2 separate regions of the Homo sapiens genome follow, and region 2 is linked to region 1. Evidence: chromatin contacts called from ENCODE Hi-C or POLR2A ChIA-PET data. All regions are on one chromosome and are shown on one strand. Each heading gives the region's core, a stretch centred on a gene start or an enhancer-like site at or near the end of the contact. The rest is flanking DNA. Distances are from core to core; before and after follow the strand shown.

Region 1 (6,294 bases), core at 993-3,492:
ACTCCCTTGGGCACCCTTCTTCCAGGTCTGGGAGGTCCCCCAGATATCTCAGGGTATGCAAACAACAGCCCAGCTTTCTGTGTCTAGATTGTGCTCGCTGGTGGGTCACGTGTGGGTGGCTGGAGTCCTAGGGAAACCCCACCCACTTCTCTGCCCTCCAGCGGGGCAGCCAGGACGTGAGGTCTGGTCCTTGAGTTCTGTGTCCTCTCTCACTTCACCGCTCCGGTGGGCTGGGACTTCTGAAGGCCCCTCCAGGCTGACGGCAGCCCTGGGCTCCATGCCCAGCCTGAGAGGGGAGGGCCCACGAGGGTGAGGGGGACGCCCAGGGTTGGAGCGGGGCTGTGCCTCCACCGCTAATGAAAATCGGAAACCAATTGAGCAGGACAAGGTGCCCAGCCAGCAGGTTGTGGGAACGAGGGGCCTAATGGATGTGGCTGGGTGGGGAGCGGATGCCTCATTGATCGCCCAGTGGCTATATTTATCCACCTTGGTCTGTGGCCCCAGCAGCTGGATGGAGCAGGGATAAATAAATGGCCACTGAAATATTCATGAACTGCACATGTACATCCGTGGTCAGGGGACTGCCAAGGGCCTTCTCTTCCTTCCTTCTCCCCCTCTCTGCAGAAGCCTTTCAGGAAATTCCTCCCACCTGGGCCAGGTGAAGTGTGGCACAGCTCCAGTGGGCACTCAGCCCAGCCCACGGCCCCAGGAGCACCTGCAGGCCCGGGCACCTCCCACCCAGGCGTGCCAGTCCCTGCCTTCCCCTTGTCCCCATAGTTCCTCCCACGTCCCTGTCCTTCAGTGATGGATTGGACACGTGGGGCTGTGGCTGTCTAACTGGCCCTGTGTCCGCTACTAGACCGTGTACTCCTCAAGGACAAGCTGGTGGTTCACTCGTCCTTATTTCCCACGTGGCCTGGCATGGTGCCCGACACATCCTTGAGAGAGGGGCCTCGTAGGTGATGAATGAGAACTCAGAGTTGGGTTTGAATCTCCGCTCTGCCCTGTGTGTTTTGGGGAGTGATCACGCTTTGCTGGACTCCATGTACTCATCTGCAAAATGGGATTAGTAGCAGTGTTGCCAGCGTTTCTTAAGTGTGGGTCTGGGACTGCCCAAATCAGAATCCCGGGTGGAGCAGGTTAAAAACAACAAGCCCGGCTCCATCCAGACTCACGGGATCAGAACATCCCAGGGAGGGGCCTGAGGACTCCCCGGGTTCGGGGTTCTCAGTGCCATGCTGCTCACTAAGGTCTGGAGCTCCCGTCTCGTTGCCTGCTGATCCCTTTGTCCAGGTGGCAGATGCTGACCGTGAGCCCAGAGTTACGTGTGTGTTCTCTAGGACCTGAGTGATGGGGACCAGGAGTGTGAGGGAGGCAGGTGCGATTCTGAAGCGTCCATCAGTTGGGCATTCTGGTGAAGCTGCCTGGCTTGGGGGTTCCTGGAGACTGAGCTGAACTTGGCACAGTGGTCCTGGGTGGCAGGGCCCAGAAATGCTGCCAGTACCGCCCATCAGCAACAGGTGGGTGGGGTTGGGTGTGGCCACTGGGACATCGTTCATGACTTGGGGTGGTCTGTTGCAGGACAGAGTGATCTTTGGGGTTTCCTCTGCCTTTAATGCTCTGCATTCTCCCCCTGTCTTAAGGAGGTCAAACTGCCCTGCCCCTGGGTAGGAGAGAGTGGTGTCCGCAGGGCAGCTACTTGACCAGAGCTGGCTGAAAAAGCACATTTTCAACCTGATGTGCCTGGGGCTGCCCCTGATCCTAAGCCACTGCCTCTGGGCTCCCTGACTACCTACAACTCCCAGTGTCCCCTTGGTGCAGCCCAGAGCGAGGCACTGATGGCCTGTCAGATGACACTGGGCCTGTCCCTTGGTAGGCAGATGCCCGTGACTTGAAAAGCATTTGACCTCATTTAACCGAAGGAACTGAGGGTTCAGCTGGCCATCTGTGGTGGGTTCTCTGAGAGCTCAGGGCACAGAAACCGGGAGAGTCATTTGGGATGGGTAAAGGCAAAACTTCTGTCCGTGGCACTTGGCTAAGAGGCACCAGCCATCCCTCCTTCCTGCAGCACACCCCCTCCCCCAGGCAAAGTTTGATCCAAACTTTGGGGACAGCCCTGGCGCTGCGTGGAGCTGGCTGAGCCTGCAAGTGGCAGCGGGAGCAGAGGGAGGCAGCCCTGGCGCCTGACTCCGCCAGTCCCCCGTCCCCTCCCAGAGCTCCCGGGCCTCGCCTGCGTTTGCAGGCGCCTCTCTCGTCAGCTCAGAATGCAGCTTGGGGCCCGTGGCGGCTCAACCTTTCCCTCTCCCAGAGCCCCGGTCTAATCAACCCCTATAATTTATGCAGAAAATATGATTTATATTTAATTTCACCACACTTGCATTGTTAATTTGAGATGTAATTAACCCGTCGCCATGACAACTAATTTTGTGATGCCGTAAATTACCGCCGTCTTTTCATCAAAATTCAGTTACTTTGGCTCCTGTGTGCAATGTACTGATGCAATTAGGTTGCTAAGGGCAACTCAAAAGTGTTCAATTTCTTTTGTGCAACTGCAATGGGGTAGAAGCTCCCTTGCGTCCTCCCAGGGTCCCGTTGGTCATGGGGCGGGGAGTTGAGAGTATGTGGCCGCCCTCAAGGGATGCCTCTGGAAAGCCGGACTGGGTGGGCCCTTGTGGCCCCCCACTTCTCTCTCTCCCACCCTCTTCTCTCCAGTAATTGTTTTTAAACAGTGACCCCTAGATGCATGCTCCTCAGATCCTCCGTGGCACCCCAGGGCAGGTGTAAAGGGCCCTCTCCTTAATGGCATGGACTGTGCCATACACCTTCCACCCCCAAACATTGTGGTGCTCCGGTTAGAGAAAGAGAGAAAACCACATTGCCTTTCTTCTCTCCTGGTGTCTAACTTGTTTATATAGATCTTCCCTTCTCCCTCTCTCTCTCTTTCTCTCTCTCTTTTTTTCTTTACTTAAAACAAAAACCCTCTGTGTTGCTTTTGTCACGTTAATTCCCATTTTGCCAACACCAGGGGCCCAGGCAGACGAGTTACCAAGGAACACAAAATTTTAATTAGTGTATTTTAATCATTCAGGCTTTCCGAGCTAATCCACATGCCCTAGAGAATTCCCGAGATGCAGCTCTGCCCTGCTTTACCATTTATTGTTGAGTCTATTATAATTACTGTTAGCAGGTGGGGACTGGGAGATGTTTATTATGAGTTTTTCATCTTTAGTATAATTACCGAAAAAAAACAAAATAAAAAGATGTCGTTGTATTTTGTTTCCTAGAATTTTTTTTTTTTCCAAGGGAGGGCACGGCCATGGGATTTTTTTTTTTTTTTTTCTTGCTTCTTCCCAGGCAGGTGACTTGGAGTTTCGGTGCTGGAAGACACACTCCTTGAGATCAGCATGAGTGGTGCTCAGTACTCCACAGGCTCAGGAAGGGGGGCGGCTGCCACCTCTGCCTGTCATCTGCTCGGGCAGGCCCTGGGGTTGTCCCCTCCCACCCATGTGTGCTGTTGTACTTTGAGAGAGCAGGGCTGGGGATGTACCAGCGCTCCTCCTGGGCTGGTGGCTCTGCCTGGTTGGGTCGGCCTGGGGGCCTGGCCAGGTGGACCTGTTAGGGGTGAGACTAGCACTTTCGCTAGTTATTAATGTAACAGTTAACATTTATTCACTGCTTAGTATGTGCCAAGTGCTGTGCCACGCCCTTTAGCTGCATTATTTCATGGACTCTCCTTCAGCAGCCCTGTGAGGCAGGTGCCAATATCACCTCTGATTTTATAGAAGAGGGGGCCAAGGCTGGGGATCCCAGAGCTAAGAAGTAGCAGGGAAGGATTCCAACCCAGCTGTGTCCCCAGAGTCCAGGCTGCCCAGTACTGACTACACTGTACTGGTTCCTCTGAGCTCATCTTCCAGGTCTTATCATAGATGCCACCTCCTCCCAAAAGCCTTCCAGGATTAGTGGAGACTGAGTTGGGCCTCTCTTCATATATTCCCACAGCTTTACAGTCTCAGTGCCCGTCCCTGAGTTATAGTTGCCCGGTAACTTCTCTGCTCACCTCTGAGAGCAGGGACCAGTGAGGGTGGAGCCCTTTTTGCCATTGTCCCTGAAGAGCCTCTAGCATTTAATGTGGTCCCTGATACAAAGCCAGCTCTTGGGAAGTGTGTGGGATGGACAGGCGTGCAGGTGGCCCTGGTAGGGTGCTGTACCATGAGCTTCCTCTCGGCAGTGGCGAGTGTCAGGGTCTCTGGACACAGAGGTTTAGCTGGTCGGACATGCCACTCTCAGCAGAGGCCACAGAGCCTGTGTGTCCCTGAGCTTCACATTCTTGGAGGAAGGATGATCTGGGGCCCCAGGTCAAGTTTGGGTCCTGTCCTGGGGACTCTGGGTGTGAAATGAAAACACACAGCCTTGTCTTTCACATCTAGTCCCCCGTGCTGGAGGCGACCCTGGGAAGCCTGGCCTGCCCTCTTTCTTTCCTTTCTCCTCTTTAAGATCAGTTTTCAAATGTCTTCCCCTCTCAGTGATGATTTTGAAGTTTCCCTGGAAAATTCCACATCTCTGCTCTAGAGCCAAGCCTGGGGCCGAGGACCATGGGCTTTCCCAGGCAGAACAGAGCAAGGTGAGCCAGAGCCCGCCTTTGCTCATTTCCAGCCTGGTTACCCCCAGGGACCAGTGGGGGAAGATAATTAACACGTCCCTGGGAAGGGGCCCAGGGCATCCTGTGAATTGCACACTGGTGGCAAGACTCCCTGTTCGGCTCTAAATTCTTAGGCACCCTCTCCACCAGCTCCTCCTTATGCCCTGATGGGGCAAGTGTGGCCCAGGGCAGTGTTACCTCACCTGGATCCCACGTCCCCTGCACTGCTGCTGCCACCATGGGAGCCAGACCCTTTTCAAGTCCAAGGCAGAAGGGGCCACCTCCCCGGGTGATTCTTTTACTACTTGTAGGACCATCTCCCCCTCCTCTGCCTCTGCATCCCAGGGTCACCATCCTGCCCGAGGTTGAATCTCTCACCTAGGATGTGATGTGTAATTCCCCTCAGATATCCTGGCAGCATCAGTGAAGCAGGCCCACACCACCTCTAAGGCCAGCTGTGGGCCAGAGAATCATCGCAGCTGAAGCCCTACTCCACTGCGTTCCACCACGTGTATTTTCTGCCCCTAGTTCCCCAAGACAGTGGTTCTCACACCTGTTGGTCTCAGTGACCCTTTATGATCTTAAAAAGTATTGGGGCTCTTAAAGTTTTGGTTTGTGTGGAATATATATATATATATTTTCTTTTTTTTTTTTTTTTGAGACGGAGTCTTGCTCTGTCACCCAGGCTGGAGTGCAGTTGCACTCGGCTCACTGCAACCTCTGCCTCCCGAGTTCAAGTGATTCTCCTGCCTCAGCCTCCCAAGTAGCTAGGACTACAGGCCTGTGCCACCACACCTGGCTAATTTTTATATTTTTAGTAGAGACTGAGTTTCACTACGTTGGCCAGGCTGGTCTCGAACTCCTGACTTCAGGTGACCCTCCCGCCTCACCCTCCCAAAGTGCTGGGATTACAGGCATGAGTCATCATGCCTGGCCTGCATGGATTATATATATGGATATTTAGCATATTAAGACATTAAAACTGAGAAATTTTAAAAATCATTATTTATTAATTCATTTAAAAAATAACAGCAATAAGTCCATGATGTGTTAACATAAAGAACATATTTTTGAGAATAACTGTATTTTCCAAAACAAAATTTTAGTGAGAAGAGTGGAGTTGCTTTACATTTTTTGGCAAGTTTCTTTCGCATAACCTTTCTGATAGGTTGTTTTGGTTGAAGTCTATGAAGAAAATCCAGCTGGAGACAGATGTGTAGTTGGCAAAGGCAGGAGTATCTCAAGGGCCTTTGCAGACTATCACAGACTCTCACAGGTTAGTTCCAAGGTGGAATCTGAAACCACATCAATGAACTTTGTGTACTGTTTCAGTAAACCCCACTGATCTATAAGCACTTCGTTTTGTTTTTCTGTGTGTGTTTTGTTTCTGTTTTTAAGTCAGGGTCTCTTTCTGTCACCCAGGCTGGAGTTCAGTGGCGCAATCAGAGCTCACTGCAGCCTCAACCTCCCAGGTCAAAGGATTCTCCCACCTCAGCCTCCCAAGTAGCTGGGAGCACAGGCGCATGCCACAATGCCTGGCTACTTTTTTTTTATTTTTAGTAGAGATAAGGTCTCACTGTGTTTCCCAGGCTGGTCGCAAACTCCTGAGCTCAAGTGATCCTCCTGCTTCGGCCTCCCAAAGTGCTGAGATTACA
Region 2 (6,294 bases), core at 2,162-4,661, 48 kb after region 1:
AAAGAGCTTGGCATCCCCAACCCAGCCCCAGTGTGTGCTGCTCAGGCCCCTGCCCTGAGTGTCAACCACCTTCAGATCAGACCTTCCATGAGCTGCCAGGTCAAGGCCAGAGCCTTGCCAAGTGTGGAGGCTTCTAGGAACCTCACTAGCTCTGGTTACACCTTCGACCTGCCAGGCACCGGGGACTGAGAAGGTTCCTGTGCTGTACTGGAGGAAGAGATTCCACGCCGGGTTTAGGGCAGAGCAGATTGCTCTCAATTTCCTTCCTCCAGCCTTTACTTGGCCAGATACACCCACTCAACCAGTCTAAGCTGGGGCCAGCCCCTGTAGCCAGGTTGGGCACCGGTTTTGCCAGTCTGCTGCAGGGGGTAGGTGCTCTGGGGCCATCTTGGCAGAAAGGAGCTGTCAGAGCCCGGGACAGAATGGGCCATCTCGGAAGTCATGAGTTTCCTGGTACCATTCAAACAGAGGTTTGTGCTGTGCACCGGTTAGTGACATTTAGAGGGACTTGAGCATCAGATGACCTTTAAGATCTTCAGCTGTCTGACTCCCAACTTGATTTTGTTCAGTGGGGCAGTCCTGGCGGGTGGGAGTAGGGGGTGAGTGGACGAGGTGAGGAGCACATTATTTGGACCTTTTCTTTGGTGGAGAGCATTGGAGACAGGCAGCTCTGGGCTGTGAAGTGACCCTTTGAACCAGCCCTGGTTCTAGTTGCAAGACGTCAGAGGAAACTGAGGCTAAAAGGCCTAGCATAGCCTTTCCTCCCCAACAAGAGGCAGAGGCAGAAGGGCAGGTCCGAAAGGCTCCCTAGAGAGACCCCACCCCTGGCCCTTTTTCCCTGGTAGGGACCAGCGAGGAGAACCCATTCACTCTCCTCTCCAAGAAAGGCACTGAATGTGAGTGTTACTCAGACCTCTCTACTGGCCTTGTCGGTACTACTGGTGTTCCCCCAGCCCCCACAGCCCCAGAATCTGGCTGAGCTGCAGCTTGGGTTTTTATGATGGAAAAATAAAATAAATGCAGGCACCTTTGGAGGGCTAAGCCACGCAGCGGCATCTCCTCGTGAAAGTGGCTGCCCTGGCTCAAGGCCGTGCCCGCTGCCTGAGCAGGGGATTGGGTGGGGCTTGGAAAGGCTCTTGGCCCCAACTCCTCTTCTTCCTGGGTCCTGCCAGGTCAGTGGTGCAGCCCCAGCCTCCATCAGCCTCCTCTAGAACGGCTGGCCCAACACTTTTCCAGGGCTCAGCCATTTCTCCACCTGGCCCACCCCCCATGCCCCCAGGCCCCAAGGCTCACCTTCTAACACGGCCTTCCCTGAGCTGATTTTTACACCCTGACCACCCTGGCCGCTGCTCCCACCTCTTCCTCCTTTTCCTCCTTCTCCTCCTCATCTTCAGAGGGGGAAGGAAGTTGCACTGTAGTAATTACCGCCCGTGGGTCCCCACGGCAAGCAGCAGCTGTTCTGGGGTAGCTGGGCCAGGGTACAATGAGTAGGGAGAAGCTGGGAGCAGGAGGAGGGCGGGCAGCCCCAGTGTGCAAAAGAGGAGGGGCAGCCTCGCCGGGACCACCTGTGCAGGGCAGCAGCTTGGTGGTCTAGCGCACACCCCTCTGGCTGCCTGGCCACAGAACAGCACCCTGACACCCTCGACTCAGCAGGATGTAAGACACCCATGTGGGAGGCGAGGCCTGAAACCCAGGAGGCATGGGAGGCTCTCCTGCAGCAAGAGGGACGGAAATGAGGACTGCCCGGGCCCCTGTGTTGGCAGCGTCTGCCTAGTGGAGGGAGAGGAGCGGTCTGCTGTCCCACCAGGCCGAGGAGCCAGGAGCCAGGGACCATGCAGCTTTGTGAAAGAGTGGCCTTAAGGGACCTCCCTCCGCCACCATGCTTTCTAGACTCCTAGCCAGCCCCTTCTCTCTGCGCCTTGTCCTCCCCCTCCCTCCAAGAGCAGAACTCTTGCTTCCCATTTTGCAACCACGTTTTTCTGTCTTTTTCATCCAGGCCACCCAGCTCCCTAAAGCCGGGCCCTCCCTGCTACCTTTCTTGCCCCATGCAACCTTTCCAGCCTCACACCCCGTTGGCCCTGGAAAAAGATAGAGAAGCTGCTGGCTGCGAGCCTGCTGTTCTGGGGCTCCGGGTAGACCTGTGACGTTGCTGTGCCAGGACCCAGCACTCGGACTCATGTGCCCTGATCCCCAGGAGGCCAGGGCCCTTGTTTTCCTCTGCCACGGCTGCTCCTAATGGTGACCATTAGATGGTAGCTGGTGTACTGCCACCTCCTCCCCGGGCCTGGTACGGGCCGGGGCTCACGCCTTCCTGCTGTAAGTGCTGGTGGAACTGATTGATTGATGTGCCTCTTCCCCAAGTGCCTCCCCGGCTTCTTAGTGGGGGCAGAAGGAGGAAGGCAGGAAATGTTGGCCAATTCCCTTGGGACCTGGGTTTTAGCTCCTTGAGAGCTTTCTAGAGCCTGGTTTACAGGAAGGAGCGAGGCTGGGATTTGGGATGACGTGAAAGGGGCAGGGAAGCCCTAAGGATAAAGACAGGAGTGTTGATGGTTGAATGGGACCCACAGTAACTCCTAACCATGACCATGGCCTGGGACTGGGACGTCAGTCTGCTGCCCAGTGGGGACAGGATGGCTGCAGCCAGAGGGTGATCTGGGCCCTTCTCCACTTCCTCCCTTGCCCATCTCCCTCTCCCCTTTCTCTCTCCTCCTGAGCAGACCTCACCACTGCATGTCTGCCCTCTCTCATTCTCTTCCCCGCTTCCGGGATCCCTCCAGCTAGACAAACCCAGGGCAGGGAGTGAGGCCAGAAAGACAGGGATACACCCATACTGAGGGCCAGCCAGGCGCCAGGGCTTCAGGCCTCTGCCCCGGGCGTGGTATGTGGGCCACTCCTGGCCGGGGCATCTGCTCTTAGAATGTCCCACAGGCCTGACTCTGGGGTCTCCTCTGGCCCTTCTGGGCCCTGCTGGTGCTGTAATCACTCACCTGCTGACACCCTTCCTAAAGCCAAGAGGGCTGTCTCTTGATGCCACCTGGCTGAGGCTGGGGCACTGCCTGGCTTTGGAGGAGAAGGCAGGAGCTGGGAAACGGACACATGTTGTGTTTCCAGAGACCAGGTGTTCCCAAAGGTCGCCTGGCCTTTTCTTATGGGGCTCTTTCAGTGATCTAAGGGGGCCTTGGGAGGGACTGCGCTGTGTGAGAATGGGGGACTGGAGGAGCCGGGCAGAGCTTTAGATGGGGGGACCCTAGTGCAGCGGGAGAGCAGGAGGCGTCCCAGAGGCCTGTTGGGAGAGACTCCTGGAAGTTTTGTCACCGGGAAGTGCCTCTTCCCTGCAGCTGTGATCCTCACCGCCCTCTAGCCCAGTGCCTCCCTGTCTGTCACCCCTTCAGCCTGGGAACCCAAGGCCACAGGAAGCCGGGCTGCCTCGCAAAAGGATGACCCGGCTCTCCACTGCCCGGCAGGGGGTGCCCCACGGCATCTGCCCCCCATCCTTTTAGGTGTGGGGCAATGTGGTCAGGACCTGGTCCAGGCCTTCTGGCCACGGGTGGGGGAGGGGCAGCCTAGCGTCCCCACCCCCAGAGGTTCCTTGGCTGAGTTTGTTTGCCAGGGTGACCTGTTTAATCATCTCATTTTCTGGTGGCCGTTTATTCCTCGTTTCCACGGTTACGGCCCCATTAAGGGGAGAAGCAATAAGGCGGTGAGTCAAACAGGTAATAAAAACATGCAGAGCCCCTGTGCACCAAGAGAGGGTGGCGGGGAGGGGCGCAGTGAGCTGAGACGGCCTGGGGGGAAGCCCAGGTGACACCCTACCCGCCTTGTCTTCCAGAGGCCCGAGTGTCCCCAAGACCCAGTCCTCGGCTTAGAACTGTCCCCAGCCCTTGGTCCCCTGGGCAACAGGCTGTCCCAGGTAAAACAGGAAGGAGAAAGGTGAGAGGGGGCGTGATACAAGCCCCCCCAGGGCTGCCCCATAGTTGGTGTGTGACCTGTTTCCAGGCCCCACCTCGTGCTCCCTTGGTAGGGGCGGGGGATGATTTCTGACATTGGTTTGAGCTCTAGAATTTTTTTTCTGCCAACTTTATCAGAAAGCATATTTGTGGTGAGTGCTGCTAACAGGGCCAGTCCAGTGAGTAAATATTCCTGGTGTGGACGGCCCTGTGACCTTGAGAGGGAAGAGTACAGTGGTTCGGCCAAGGGCATGTAAGGAGAGGAGAGGACGGCCAGGCGCCCACAGGCCCCCGTGCTGGGTGGGGGGCCCTTCCTGGGAAGGGGTCAGGTGGGGGCCACGGGGTCAGGTTGGCCCCAGTAGCCTCTTCCCAGCAGCATGGTCTACCTCAGGCCCCAGTGACACCAGCTGGAGCTGGTTTGTGTGACTTGCTGGCTGGGGGACAGGCCAGCAGCTGCCCCTGTGGGCTCCCTTCCTCTGGTAAATGGAAGCTGAAATGAAAGTCAGCCTCTTTCCGGCTCCTCTGAGTCCAGGGGCACGTGCCTCTCTCCCAGCGTCCCCTCCCTGTCCTTCCCAGGAGCTTCCTGGGTATCCCCAGCCCCTCTGCCCTGCCCTCGAGGTTTTTGAAGAAGCAGAGGCAGTGGGCTGACTGGAGTGGACAGGGGGAGGCTGGGGTCTTCCTGTTGCCAGGAAGGGTGGGGCTCAGGCAGGCGTGGCAATTGCAGGCCATGCGGGGCCAGCTTCGTGCCCGGGGGCTGAGGATCAGTGGCTCAGAGAGAAAACAGCGGAGGCCACTCTGAGGGCTCCCGGGTTGGGGAGGAGCCTCCCTTCTCTCCAGTGCCATGCTCCCTGACAAACTCACCCAGGTCTGTGTCTCTGATTATTAATTTCAAAGTTGATTTCTGATGAGAGAGAGAGGGAGGAAGGTGTGAGAAATGGGGGAACCCTTTGGCTGGGAAATGCGTCTTGGGAATGGGCCTAGATGAGTGAATATTCTGATCAAACAATTAAAAATAGAACACGCTACCGAGGCCCCAGCTGCCGAGGTTTTTCAGCAACTGTCACCAGCGGGTTCATGGGGCAGGTGGCACTGGAAAGGAGTTTTTCCATAAACGGCAAATATCAGAGATGACAGTGTGCCCCCCACTTCCCTCCCAGTTCTCCCCAGACTCCCCTCTAGGGCCTGTGCAGCTTCAGGGCCGCCCTTCTCCCCTGCAGGGCCCGGCCGCAGTGGTGAAGTCATTGCCAGATGCCTTGGTAATTGCTTTAAGAATCTAACTTAAAATAAGATGAAAACTTATATTCCTGGGTAAGGAGTAATTTCCAATGTAATAGTAAATTAATGAAAGGATTATACCAGGGGGCCTGGCAGGGAGGCCATGCTCATCTGATAAATGCAAGGGTTTCAGGCAAGACAGCTCCATTCCAGGAGGCTCCCGACCTTTGGTCCAGGTCCCACACTGGGGGTTCCTCTTGGGCTCCCCCGTGGGCAGCTGAGTTGGGAGGACACATTCCATGTGTGCTCAGCGTCCCTCTCAGTGATGGGAACCAGCTTTTCAAAACCTACAGATGGGAGAGGCTCAGGTCTGGCCTCCACGGGCATGAGAGGCCCTGTGTCATCAGTTCACCCAGGAAAGAGAGAATTTCTGACACCCAAGAGTGTGGGCCCCCAGGAGCAGATGCGAGTTAGACTCCAGGCCGAGTTCCCAGCTCTTAGACTGTGTGGTCAGCATCGTGGTGTCTCGCGATAGGATGACCAACCACCCCAGTTTGCCCAGAACTGCAAAGACCCATGTGTGTGAACCCCCTCAGTCCTGGGCAAACTGGGAGGCTTAGTCAGCCCTGTTTGGAGGCAGGAGGATGGGCTACTTGACATGGTCCCACCCTCAGGGTCCTGGAGAGCCCAGGCACCTCCTGAATGGACCATGTCTCTGTTCAGGAGGAGGACTTGCAGCTGGCTCCACTTAAACCCCCTTGCGCTACCAAAACTTGCTTCCAGGCCGCTGCGTTCCACTAGGCGCGTGTGCTGGGGCAGGCATGCTCGTGTCCCCCGCTCCCCGCCCCCTCCAAGGCATGGCAGAGCACTGCTTGGAAGCTTGACCCGGCCTAGAAAAGGGCTTGCAGCTGTGATCCCACCCCTTTAACACTGAGCCTTCTCCCCCCAAACATATCACAGTCCAGACGGGGCTTCTGGAGAGGATGCGGACAAGGGAACCCCCACCCCCAAGCCCCTCACTCCCCCACCACCGTAAGTTTATCAGCGCCTTCCTTCCGAGAGAGCCACACCTAACATATCATCTCTCCTCATCAGTTCCCTTGGAGGAAGACAAGGAGCTGTCCCATTTCCT

The links. A loop is a pair of places that touch in the nucleus more often than their neighbours do. ChIA-PET counts read pairs that join two places held with the same protein, here RNA polymerase II (POLR2A). Pooled maps may share reads with other maps.
Region 2: a map of breast epithelium shows a loop between it and region 1 (20-fold over the local background). The contact joins two enhancer-like sites. A Hi-C loop is called at or near these places in 8 of 168 maps with a recorded cell type or tissue (Right ventricle myocardium inferior, ascending aorta, breast epithelium and 5 more) and 13 of 50 pooled maps. POLR2A ChIA-PET finds 5 or more read pairs at or near these places in 6 of 52 experiments (BJ, HEK293T, PC-3 and 3 more).

What each region holds. Positions count from the first base shown.
Region 1 is chr1:10,731,324-10,737,617 of GRCh38, reverse strand. The region is part of intron 2 of CASZ1 (castor zinc finger 1); the gene reads left to right. Among named protein-coding and RNA genes, the nearest start is that of CASZ1, 62 kb to the left of the region's middle. RefSeq lists enhancers at 1-2,569, 2,295-2,797 and a silencer at 3,511-3,560. Within about 2 kb of position 2,242, at least 11 of the 41 ENCODE cell types and tissues checked have a DNase peak (open chromatin) inside an H3K27ac peak, as active enhancers do.
Region 2 is chr1:10,684,073-10,690,366 of GRCh38, reverse strand. All of the region lies in intron 4 of CASZ1 (castor zinc finger 1), which reads left to right. Among named protein-coding and RNA genes, the nearest start is that of CASZ1, 110 kb to the left of the region's middle. RefSeq lists enhancers at 3,045-3,645, 3,646-4,245 and a silencer at 3,741-4,035. Within about 2 kb of position 3,411, at least 12 of the 41 ENCODE cell types and tissues checked have a DNase peak (open chromatin) inside an H3K27ac peak, as active enhancers do.